Regions from separate parts of the Homo sapiens genome. Here region 1 is linked to region 2. The links are chromatin contacts, found by Hi-C in ENCODE. All regions are on one chromosome and are shown on one strand. Each heading gives the region's core, a stretch centred on a gene start or an enhancer-like site at or near the end of the contact. The rest is flanking DNA. Distances are from core to core; before and after follow the strand shown. Region 1 holds the start of RHOXF1-AS1 (RHOXF1 antisense RNA 1). Region 2 holds the start of SOWAHD (sosondowah ankyrin repeat domain family member D).

Region 1 (6,056 bases), core at 2,468-4,967, 280 kb after region 2:
TTAACATCTATAATCAGTTGCTTTAAGTAAAGGAGACTGTCTTGGATAATCTTGGTGGGCCTCATCCAATCAGTTGAAATGCCTTAAGAGCAAAACTGATATGCCCAGAGGAAGAAGAAATTCTGCCTGCTGACTGCAGCCTCAGTTTCCACCTGAGAGTTTCTAGGCTTCCCAAGTTCCCTACAGATTTTGGACTTACCTAGCTGGACCCCACAATCATCTAAGGCAATTCCTTGAAACAAATCAAATACATATATACCCTGTTGGTTTTTTTTTTTTTTTTTTTCTGAAAGAACCCTGACTAATACAGATTTTGAAACTAGAAGTGGGATGTTGCTGTACTAAAGACCTAAAATGTGGAATTGGCTTTGGAATTAGGCCATGGATAGAGACTAGAAAAATTTTTGAGAAGCGTGATAGAAAAAAACCTAAATTGCCCTGAAGAGACTGTTGTTAGAAATAGGAATATTAAAGTTGATTGTATAGAGGTCTTGGAAAGAAATGAAGAAAATGTTACTGAAAATGGGAGGAAAGGCAATGCTTGTTATACAGTGACAGAAAACTTGGCTGAACTATGTTCTTCAGTCACATGGAAAGCAGAACTTGAAAGTGATGAACTTGGATATTTGGCAGAAATTTACAGGCAAAATCCTTAAGATTTTTCTTTGTGAACCCCAAGATCTTTACCCTAAAATGGTTCTGTTGAATTTTACCCTGACAATGTAAATTGATAGCTTATCTTCATAACCTGGTTTCTCCTTGCTGCTTATAGTAAAATGTAATATTGATACAGACAGGAGACAGGGAAATACTGGGTAGAAGAGGGTGGTTTCCCAGCAAAGGCCCCACCCTCAAGTCTGGAAACCCGTGGCCCTAAATGGGAACAAGCGTTCCTGTTTTTGTGCCCAAATGCTGCCTTTTGGCCTGCCACGCCCCTGTATCCTGTACCTGTATAAACTCCAAACCCCAGGATCCACAAGCAGATGAGCAGACAAGCAGAAGAGCAGAGGAACAGAAGAGTGGTGTGGCAGAGAAGGAGAGAAGAGAAGGAGCTTCTGAACATCAAGAGGAGTTAGGCTGGGGACGGTAGGAGAGGAGATCAGCCAAGGGACGACTGAACTCCAGGGGAAGATTATCTTCCCACTCCATTCCCTTTCCAGCTCCCCATCCATCCTGCAGAGAGCCACCTCCATCCAGCAATAAAATACGCCACATTTACCATCCTTCAATTTGTCTGTGTGACCTGATTCTTCCTGGATGCTGGACAGGAACCCAGTACCAAGAGGGCACTGAGCTGTTTAACACTTAAGCTGTCCCTGGATGGCAGGGCTAAAGGAGCATTGTAACATCCCTGGATATTGCTGTAGGCCCAGAGCCCAAAAGTGCTTGCCCTAGCTCAAATGCGTGCTCCCCCTCCCATAAGGGGTTTGAGCATGCAGTGGCCAAACAGACGAGCCACACCCCTGTTGCAGGCCCTGCAAGGGGGGTCAGTGAACTCTCCCATTTCAATGTGAAAGATATAAATTGAGGAAAGAACTATTAGGCAAAAAGTAACTAGCACTTGATTTTGGAGGTTCTCAGCCTATCGTGATTCCAAAGGATGCCAAAATTAGAAAATTTATTGTCGCAAAAGCATACTCTGAAGAGAAGGCCAACAGTATGGCTGGACAATCTTGCTAAAGAGATTATATATGTGATTCATGGATCCAATCAACCATATCAGCTGAAGGCAGGAATAGAGATGGGTTTATCCAGGAAGGATCTTGTCTAATGACATGGACTCCCATAACACACACGAGACTGATAAGGATTTTGAGAATGTTATATCAACAGAAATACTGGCATCTTGGAGTAAAGGAGATAGATATGGGATGAAATGAAGGAAGACTGTTGGACTTCTGGAAATCTATAGGCAGGATATGAGCTGACAGGGCTACTAGACTGCAAAGACACATTAGCCTTCAAGAAAAAGGAAGAGTGAATTATGAGGGTGGCACAGAAGCTGGTGGATCACTGCAAGACCAGATGGCAGAACATTGAGCTAAAGAGGATTGTTCCTAGGCCTTGAAATCTAATGGAATTAGCTATGCTAATTATTTATTTATTTACTTTTTTGAGATGAAATCTCATTCTGTCACGCAGGCTGGAGTGCAGTGGTACAATCTCAGCTCACTGCAACCTCCACCTGCCAGGTTCAAGCAATTCTCCTGCCTCAGCTTCCTGAGTAGCTGGGATGACAGGAACTCACCACAATGCCCCTCTAATTTTTGTATTTTAGTAGAGACGAGGAGGGGGGTTTCACCATGTTACCCAGGCTGGTCTCGAACTCCTGACCTCAAGTGATCCACTCACCTCAGCATCACAAAGTGCTGGGATTATAGGCGTGAGCCACCACACCTGGCCCTGCCATGCTAAATTTTGAACTTACTTGGGACAAGAAACCACTTTATGCCTCCCATATTCATTCTTTTGGAATGGTAATGTCTTGTAAAAGGAAAATAAATCTCAGGACTCCAAAATCATTAAGCCAAAGGGAAAAGTCAAGCTGGGAACTGCATCAGGCAAACCTACCTCCCATTTTATTCTTAAATAAGATAGCTACAAACAAAAAAAAAAGCTACATACATGTCTCACAATTTGTCCACTGGGACATTCCTTTTGAGCCCCAAGATGTTTACCTTAAAATGGTTCTGTTGAATTTTACCCTGACAATGTAAATTGATAGCTTATCTTCACAGGTTCTAGACAAAGAACAGAACTCAAAGTCATCCTTCTGTTCATCTGAGACAGATGCATATCTGATTGCTTTCCTAATGTAAAAATGCAGATTCACTGAGCTGACAAAGGCATAAGTAACTATTCCTCTACCCTTCTCTCACATGTAAACTGTGTATTCAGTGAAAGGTTTATCAAACACTCAAAATAATGCAACCATTTGTCTGTTATCTACCCACACCTTTAATTTTTTTTCCTTTTCCCCCAATATCTGCCCTTTTGCCTTTAAATACTGAAGTCCACAAAATCTTCTTTGGAAAAAGGCATAGACCTGCCTTCCAGATGCATGTTCTTAACCTTGGTAAAATAAAATTTCCAAGTTAATTGAGACCTAGCTCAGATACTTTTTGGTTTACAAATTGGTAACCACCAAGGGATTCTGAGTGGAGGTGCCCCTGACCTTTGACAAATCTTCTATTACTGCTTGGTACCAGCTTGAGATATCTTTATTGCTCAAATCAATAGGCAGATTTGCTGAGGCCTGGGAACTTCCCCCCTCCAGACAATCCCTTGTAGCAGGACGAGCTGCAGACAAAATCTTTCAGACACTGAGTTGTAGAAGGAAGGGCTTTATTCAGCTGGGAGCATCGGCAAGCTACTGTCTTAAAATCCGAGCTCCTCGAGTGCACAGTTTCTGTCCTTTTTAAGGGCTCATAACACTAAAGATTTCACATGAAAGGGTCGTGATTGATTGAGCAATCTAGGGGGTATGTGACAGGGGCTTCATGCACCGGTAGTCAGAGTGAAACAGAACAGAGCAGGGAGTTTCACAGCGTTCTTCCATACAATGTCTGGAATCTATGGATAACATCGGTTGCTAAGTCATGAGTTGATTTTTAACTACTAGGTTTAGGCCAGGCAGGCCCAGGCCTGGTTTCAGTTCTGGTTTTGGGTCTGGTGCCTGGCTGCCTGCCCTTGGTTTCACTTCCTTGTTTTTTTCTTAAAACAGGTACTGAGTATAAAACAATATAAAACAATATGAGAGGGTCCGTCTCTTCCCTCACCCTGATCTCCCCAAATTTGGTCGATATCTAAGGTTTTTTTTTGCTGTACAACTCCTTTTCTGGAGTTTTACTCACTTTCAACAAGGAAGGTGAGTTTTCCTGCTTCCATGATGATGGAGGGCAGGCAACTCCTTTCTGGAGTTTCAGCTCAATTCCAACAGGGAAGGCGAGTTGGAGTTTTTTTCCTGCTTATAGGCTGGTAGAGAGCAGTGTTGAGCCTGGACTCCATTCCTAGGTAAGTAGCTGAATTGGGGTTTTATCTTGAAAATTCTCCTTAATGACCTAAAGTTAAGATTAACAACCAGCAGCTCTTAATTTCTCCTTACCATTAGAGTGCTCAGGAATTGTATACATAGTATGATCATTTGTTTGTTTTGCCAAACTGTTTTTTCATTTATTTGTTTGTTTTGTTGTTTTGGTCTTTTTCCCATTGGATTTGACTAACTCTACCCAACTATATCAAATGTGAAGGAAAGTTACAAATGGTGAGGAACAACGCCTCTGCATTGGGTAAATTCCTGCAGCTGGGGGGGAAAAGGGAAAAGGATAAACAGCCATCAACAGGAAAAAAGAAAGATTTTGACTACCTGAGGGGCTTTATTTACATAACAAGGCCACCTTTTGCTAGCCAAGCCAAACTGTGCTCCACACTGCAGTTCTGTAGCTAAGGTTTTGCCCTTTTTTCCACCACAACAGCCTGGGTTTGGTTCCTAAATCAAGTTCTTTCTGGTTTGATATTTGTGTTATTTTTGAAATATCAGCAATTTGTTCCAGCTAAAATAGGGTAGTGAGATTTAGAAGAATTTTTTAAGAGCTTAGTGGCTAAAAGTCAGTTTAATTAAAAGCTAATATCCACGATGTGTGTGTGTGTGTGTATATTTAAAAGGCCTTTATGGTTTTTTGTTTTGTTTTGTTTGTTTGAGAAGGAGTTTCACTCTTGTTGCCCAGGCTGGAGTGCAATGGTGCGATCTTGGCTCACTGCAACCTCTACCTCCCGGGTTCAAGCAATTCTCCTGCCTCGGCCTCCCAAATAGCTGGGATTACAGGCATACGACACCACACCCAGTTAATTTTGTATTTTTAGTAGAGATGGGATTTCTCCATGTTGGTCAGGCTGGTCTCAAACTCCCGACAACCTCAGGTAATCTGCCTTCCTCAGCCTCCCAAAATGCTGGGATTACAGGCGTAAGCCACCGTGCCTGGCCTGTTTTTTTTTTCTCTCCTAGTACCTTGTTTTTTGAGAAAAAGGTTTTTTCCTTCTCAGTCAGTCAAATGAATTCTGTTTTCTCCATTTACTTCTGCCTATCTCTCCTTTCTCTTGTTCCCCTCTGCTGCATGAGGGACCCAAAATAGTTTCTAACAGCCTGTAATTCCTTAAATAAAACAGAGAAGGCACTAGAGTCCTTTTTGAGGAGAAACATCTGTTTTTCCTTATGGAACCCCAAGAGTCTAAACAGACAAGTTCCTCTCAGATCTTAAACTGCTTGCTTTTGTACTGTGTTACCTGATTTTTGGACTAAGTTATTACAACAGAGGCTACTCTTCGGGTGTTTAAGATAAGAAAAGGTATACTTTAGACACTTAGAGGAAAGTCTTTGTAACAAAGTGCAGTGCAAATGCATCACATGGTCTAGAATCATGATAATTCTATCTTTTGGAGATCCAGGATTCAGCGTGGGCTCTGCCCAGAGCTGAGATCCAGTTAAAAGCTAGAGACTAGGCTGGGCACAGTGGCTCATGCCTGTAATCCCAGCACTTTGGGAGGCCAAGGTGGGCAGATCACGAGGTCAGGAGTTCAAGACCAACCTGGCCAACATGGTAAAACCCCATCTCTACTAAAAATACAAAAATTAGCGGGGCATGGTGGCAAGTGCCTGTAATCCCAGACACTTGGGAGGCTGAGGGCATGCCCAGCCGATGCTACACTTTTAAACAGCCAGATGTCATGATTACTCACTATCATTAGAACAAAACTAGAGGGGAAATCTGCCCCTATGATCTAATCGCCTCTCACCAGGCCCCATCTCCAACACTGGGGACTACAATTTGATATGCCTTTGCAATATCAATTGCTGCATACCAAGTTCTCTCTGTTTTGGGCCTCTGTAATAGTCACAATGTCAGGTACTGCTGGTGCCAAAGGTGGTATTACGCATTGAGCTGCCTAAAATCAGTGGTAAGTCTCCAAGAAACCAAGGTCTTGTGCACAGGCCAGATGGGGCTATTGAATGGAGAAACAGTCTCATGAAACATTTTGGCTTCCTTAAGCTCAGCAAT
Region 2 (6,062 bases), core at 2,384-4,883:
TCCCTCCATGACCGAGGGTTATGGACGCCTGAGGGACTTTACTTCCCATATTCCACACATCTGCTTCTCAACTGTTTTGCACTCATGGATTTTTCTGAATCCATAAGCCCCCGGGGCAAACTCCATTGAGAGCCCAAGGATACACCAGCATTTGGCTTCGCCCAAGGAGCATGTTTCTGAGAAGTTTCATGTAAATTAAATTTTTGCAGATCAACTATGATTTCCTACTGACATCCCCTAAGATTTCTGAGCTGCTCTCTTCATCAAGATAGATTTTCAGTGTACGCCTAACACATCAGCTTCTCTGTTCCTCTGCCTTCTGCCATGCTCCCTGAGTTAGTTAAACCTCATCTGGAAAATAAAGGCCAATGAAACATTAAGATCTCTTCTAGTTCTTTTTTTTTTTTTTTTTTTGAGACGGAGTCTCGCTCTGTCACCCACACTACAGTGCAGTGGCGTGATCTCAGCTCACTGCAAGCTCCACCTCCCGGGTTCACGCCATTCTCCTGCCTCAGCCTCCCGAGTAGCTGGGACTACCCACCACCACGGCCGGCTAAGTTTTCGTATTTTTTAGTAGAGACGGGGTTTCACCGTGTTAGCCAGGATGGTCTCGATCTCCTGACCTCGTGATCAGCCTGCCTCGGCCTCCCAAAGTATTGGGATTACAGGCATGAGCCACCGCGCCCAGCCGATCTCTTCTAGTTCTAATAGTCCAAGATCTAGTAAATAAACCCACAAATATATTAGAGAGGCTGCTATTTGGAAAAGACATCAGTATTATTACAATTTGCAATGCAAATATCTACTCTACCTCCAGCTTTTTGGGAAGTCATTTCCCAGGGCTTGAGGGGTTTTTGCCCCACTCCCTTGGAGGGGTAGCAGATGTTTCAGATAACTGGCATGTTAATTTTAGGTGGGTGGGTACTATCCCTTCTGTTTTCCACTCCCTCTGCCCTACTCCCTGCTATCAAATTCCTGAGACCCTCTCTACTAAAATAGAGATGGGTGTTGCGGTTCTGGGGAGTGGTGTGTGCAGCTGGTGACCTAGGGTAGAAAGCACTTGCTAATTAAAGATGAAACAAGTTGCTAGGGAGGCACCGTGGCTTTGGTCTCTAGCAGCAGAGTTAAGCAAGGGCACATGTATCATGGGTCTGTGGCACTGGTCAGGCGGCTGCCTTTGCAATCTTTGAACTGGAAACAGATATTATTCATGCTGATAGGGAAGAGAGTTGCCTGCTTAGTGGTGACGAAAATTAATAGTCCAAGCATTCTTCCATCCTGCATTTTCCATGCTGGCATTTTGACTTAAAAAAAAATATTGCTGCAGCTGTTTGCATATTCTGGAAGTGTGTGTGCCTGTGTGCGGTTTGGTGTTTACAGATCTGGGGTTGCGGAGAGGAGTCTCCAGAGCAACGGAAGTAGCTGCTTGTCAGTCAGGATTCATTTTGAAAATGAAAGCCTGAAAGCTTGGGGCCCATTCTGGGCCTAGGCCTGGTCTCTGAGAAGTCAGCGAAGGCCAGGAGGTGGCTTTGGCCAGTCAACTCAGTGAATAAACCACTGAATCTCTTTTAAAGAAAAATGAATTGACCAAATCTATGAGTTGCTTTTGATGTCCTGCAGATTGGAGTCTGGAGCAGGGATGTGGGAGCAGGCATTGAGGTGCTGATTGTGGATACATGTCCCCCGCCCCCAACATACACACACACAATCACATTTTCCCAGCCTGCCAAACCAGAACAAGGTAACAAATATTTCTTGGATAACTACTAGGTGCACAAGGATAGTATGACATAGCTGTCCAAGAGTTTATAGTTTAATTGGCATATGAGAGCAAGGGGAGAGAGATGTAACACAAGGCAGTCTTGGGGCCAAAGAAGTAGCAGAAACACAGGGCTGGGGAAAGAGAGGGATCACTTTGGGCTGGGATAATCAGAGGAGGCTTGCTAGAGGTGGAAACTAAGCGCAACCTTGAAAGAAAAGAACTTCACTACATAGAAGCTCTTCCAGGCAGAGGAGTGTAAGTTATAGATACGCTCACGTTACAAGTCTATCCTTTTGGCTGGAATTTGGGGCTTGTATGTGATTTGCAGTTGATAAGCCAGGCTTGAATGCCAGTTCCTGTGTACCAGAACAAAGGCTATGGTGTCGCACAGACCTGCTCTGCCACTTCCTGCTGGGTGACCTTGAGCAAGTAGCCTAACCTCTCTGCAAACTGGGGACAGTAATGATTCCCAGCACTTGAGGTCACTGGGAGGATTAAAAGAGTTAACATATATAACGCAACAAGCACAGTGCCTGGCACATAGTAAATGTTCAAAACCAAATTACAAATGCATAAACTGTTCTGAAGGAAAGCTCTAGATATTTAGGACTTGTTCCAAATACGTGAGGGCCAAGGAAGAAAAGCTTCCGATACCTTCTATCACTGCTGCCACAGGTGGCCCCGAGGGAGTGGGCTGATTTGGCCTGAGCCTCCATCCCCCTTGGCCTAGACTGCTGGAACAGTCTTCCGACTTCCTGCCTCTGCACCTCCCAAATCACCTTTTTAACACAACCTCCATCATGGCTGTGTCTCTCCCCGGCTCAACAATCTTCTATGGCTCCCCGTTGCTCACTGACTGAGCTCCTTAAGATGCTGGGGGTGTGGAGGCAAGAACCACTATTTACTAAGGGAAGGGAAGAGCAAAGAGTACGCTGGTATTAGGAGTGAAAAAGAAAAAATATCCTTTTTTAAAAAGCCCCTAAGCTTTGAATTTGTAGAAAGCGGGGCCCTGGGGAGAGAGCAGGGATGCATCTCTAAAGAGAACAGGGCGCTCCTGCGGCGCCGGCTCAGATTCACCTGTAGCTGCTTCTCCAAGCCAACCTGGGAAAATTGACGGGAGGGAAGAGGGTGGAGAGCAGGACAGAGAGGGCGGTGCAGAAGGGGAATATCCCTCCTGAGTTCCCTGGAAGAGCGTCAGCCTGGACCCTGGTCTTGGGCTTCTCTGCTGGAATCCTGGGCAGCCCCGGGTGCTGCGGCGAGGGTCAAGGCCACACAAAGGGCAAGGCAGGCAGACGAGCCAGTCACATGGGGCAGTCGAGCTGCCTGCGTGAATGCTAGGCGCGGGACAATGGCAACTCCGGGACAAAGTGCAGGGAGACTCCTGAAGAGATAAGAGGGAAGGGCGAAGGAAGGGGGCGGGGAGCCAGAGCCTCGGAGCTCCAGGACCGCGCTTTGGGAGACCGTGGCTGGAAGCCGAGCTCGGCCCGCTGCGGAAGGGGCGCCCTCGCGCCTCTACACTCTAGCCCCGGCTGGGATGCTGAGAACCGCGGCTTCCAGGGCCGCAGGCGAGCTCCCAGCCAGTCCCCGCGCCCGCCCTTCGGTGCTGGAGGCGGGGCTGCCGAGCTCACCTGGCCGTTTGGGGTGGGACCGCCCGCGACCCGGGGGAGCTGCAGAGGCGGCGGTACCCAGGGAAGTGGAGCTGGGCTTGCCCTGGGGACTTGGCTGGAGCTCACACCCCTCCACGCCCCCCAAGGCCTGCGCGGGGGCCCTCCCCTAGCTCCCTCCCTCCTCCTCCTCCTCCTCCTCCTCCTCTCCTTTGCTCCCTCCCTCCGAACCCAATTGCTCAAGCAGCTTCCTTCCCCAACGCCAGCGCCAGTTCCTCTCCCGTTGGGGCCCGGGAAGGGCAGCTAACGCTGGACACTGGGACGGCCGCGGCGGCAGCTTCAAGACCATGGCCCAGCTCGGAGGGGCCGCGAACCGGGCACCCACGGCCTCTCTCGCGCCGACCTCGCAGAGCCTGCGGTGCGCCCCGCAGCCCCGCCCCTCGAGAGCGGACACTGGTAGCCTGGGCAGGTACTGGGGCAAAGCCGCAGCCGCCGCCTCCCGGGAGCACCCCTTCCCAGGCACGCTGATGCACTCTGCAGCGGGCTCAGGGCGCCGGCGGGGAGCGCTGCGGGAACTGCTGGGGCTGCAGCGGGCGGCTCCTGCGGGGTGGCTGTCGGAGGAGCGCGCCGAGGAGCTGGGCGGGCCGAGTGGGCCGGGCAGCAGCAGGCTGTGCCTGGAACCGCGGGAGCACGCGTGGATTCTGGCAGCCGCCGAGGGCCGCTATGAGGTGCTGCGGGAGCTGCTGGAGGCTGAGCCGGAGCTGCTGCTGCGGGGCGACCCGATCACCGGCTACTCGGTTCTGCACTGGCTGGCCAAGCACGGGCGCCACGAGGAGCTCATTCTGGTACACGATTTCGCCCTACGCCGGGGGCTGAGGCTCGACGTGAGCGCCCCAGGCAGCGGCGGCCTCACGCCCCTCCACCTGGCGGCCCTTCAGGGCCACGACATGGTCATCAAGGTGCTGGTGGGCGCCCTGGGTGCTGACGCTACGCGCCGCGACCACAGCGGCCACCGGGCCTGCCACTACCTGCGGCCCGACGCGCCTTGGAGGTTGCGGGAGCTGTCGGGAGCCGAGGAATGGGAGATGGAGAGCGGCAGCGGGTGCACCAACCTGAACAACAACAGCAGTGGCACCACTGCGTGGAGGGCCGCGAGCGCAGTGGGCGCGACGGCTGTGGAGACAAGCAGGAGAGTGGCAGCGTCGCGGACCAAGGCGAAGGACACCGCGGGCAGCCGGGTGGCGCAAATGCATAGCCTTTTCCGCCATCTGTTCCCCTCATTCCAGGACCGTTGACAGGGACAGAGACTGGAGAGCTAGGAGGGGCTGTGACACTGTGGCGATGGCTAGGTCCTGGGTTGTCCCGGGTTCCACCGAAGGAGAGGCGCCTTGGACGCTGCTTGGGCCTGCAAGGAACAGAACACGTCGGGGTCCGACTCAGGTACTTGTCTCAGGTCTCCTGTAACCACCGGCCTGGAGGACCCGGGGACTCGGGCACCACCTCACCAAGAGAGAGTGAAGGACCAAGCTGGCCTGGCTCCGAGTTCCAAAGCTACAGGACTAAGGAGTTGGGAGCAGGGAGCGTGGTCCTGCTTGGGAGAGGGCAAGTTAAGCTTCCAGGGGCCATTTCTGGGCAGGCCGACGCGCTGGGTTTATTAGGAAACATTCGCTAGAAGAATGAGTTAAGATTGTAAACCACCAATGCAGAGAAAACGCCTAACTCTGCCGGCCTCGCTCGGCCATTAATGGGTCTTGGGGTGCGGGTAGAGTCAGCCTCTGACAACCTCCTCCTGAGACGACCCAGCCTTACTGGTACTTTTTCTCATGTATCACAGGTTACTTCTTATGTATATTAAAGTGGAATATGTGTTCTTTTCACATGACAAGGCTGTCCTTTCAGTGTTTTCCCCCACCTCCCTTACTAACCACAAAGGAAGAAACTGCATATGTTTGCAGGGTAGAGGTCACCCAACCATGGCCGTGATGTTGTGCCCCCCGGGGCAGGCTCTGGGCCTCCTTCTCAGAACAAATGGCCAGAGCTGTGCACAGAAGAAGCTACTTCCACTTGGATCTGAGGAGAAACATACAGTTCACCTCTGTCCTGAGCTCTTTGATGGTCTGGCCTCAGGCACCAGCCTCATCCTAGAAGAGTTGTCATATAGGGGCCTTGGGTTGGGGGTAAAAGGCAAAAGTTTCCAAATTTACATTTCTGATATTTCCACGGTCAGTCATGTAATTTACCTTGATTTGTGGCCTCTAATGAGACACACCCACGGGCACTTTTTTTTTTCCAAGATGGGGCTTTCCTCAGTAGCATTTATTTATTTATTTTTGAAATGGAGTCTCACTCTGTCACCCAGACTGGAGTGCAGTGGCGCAATCTTGACTCATCGCAACCTCTGCCTCCCGGGTTCAAGCAATTCTCCTGCCTCAGCCTCCCAAATAGCTACAGGCACCCGCCACCACGCCCGGCTGATTTTTTTTTTTTTTTTTTTTTTTTGGTATTTTTAGTAGAGACGGGGTTTCACTATGTTGGCTGGGCTGGTCTCGAACTCCTGACCTAGTGATCCGCCTGCCTCAGCCTCCCAAAGTGCTGGGATTACAGGCATGAGCCACCACGCCCAGCCAGCAGCATTTATTTATTATTACTGTTTTTTGAGACAGAGTCTCACTCTGTCGCCCAGGCTGGAGTGCAAT

Evidence for each region. Hi-C counts contacts between places; a loop is a spot of excess contacts on that map.
Region 1: a map with no recorded cell type shows a loop between it and region 2 (5-fold over the local background). The contact joins the promoter of RHOXF1-AS1 here to the promoter of SOWAHD in region 2. A Hi-C loop is called at or near these places in 1 of 37 single-sample maps with no recorded cell type.

Annotation. Positions count from the first base shown.
Region 1 is chrX:120,032,519-120,038,574 of GRCh38, forward strand. RHOXF1-AS1 (RHOXF1 antisense RNA 1) reads left to right here and starts at 3,718. Exons shown (of 5, transcript NR_131238.1): 1 at 3,718-4,014.
Region 2 is chrX:119,754,955-119,761,016 of GRCh38, forward strand. It overlaps SOWAHD (sosondowah ankyrin repeat domain family member D), which reads left to right and starts at 3,634. Exons shown (of 1, transcript NM_001105576.3): 1 at 3,634-5,248. The coding sequence starts at 3,714. The coding sequence ends at 4,661. RefSeq lists enhancers at 1,158-1,217, 1,228-1,427, 5,495-5,564, 5,575-5,644 and silencers at 3,384-3,533, 3,644-3,943.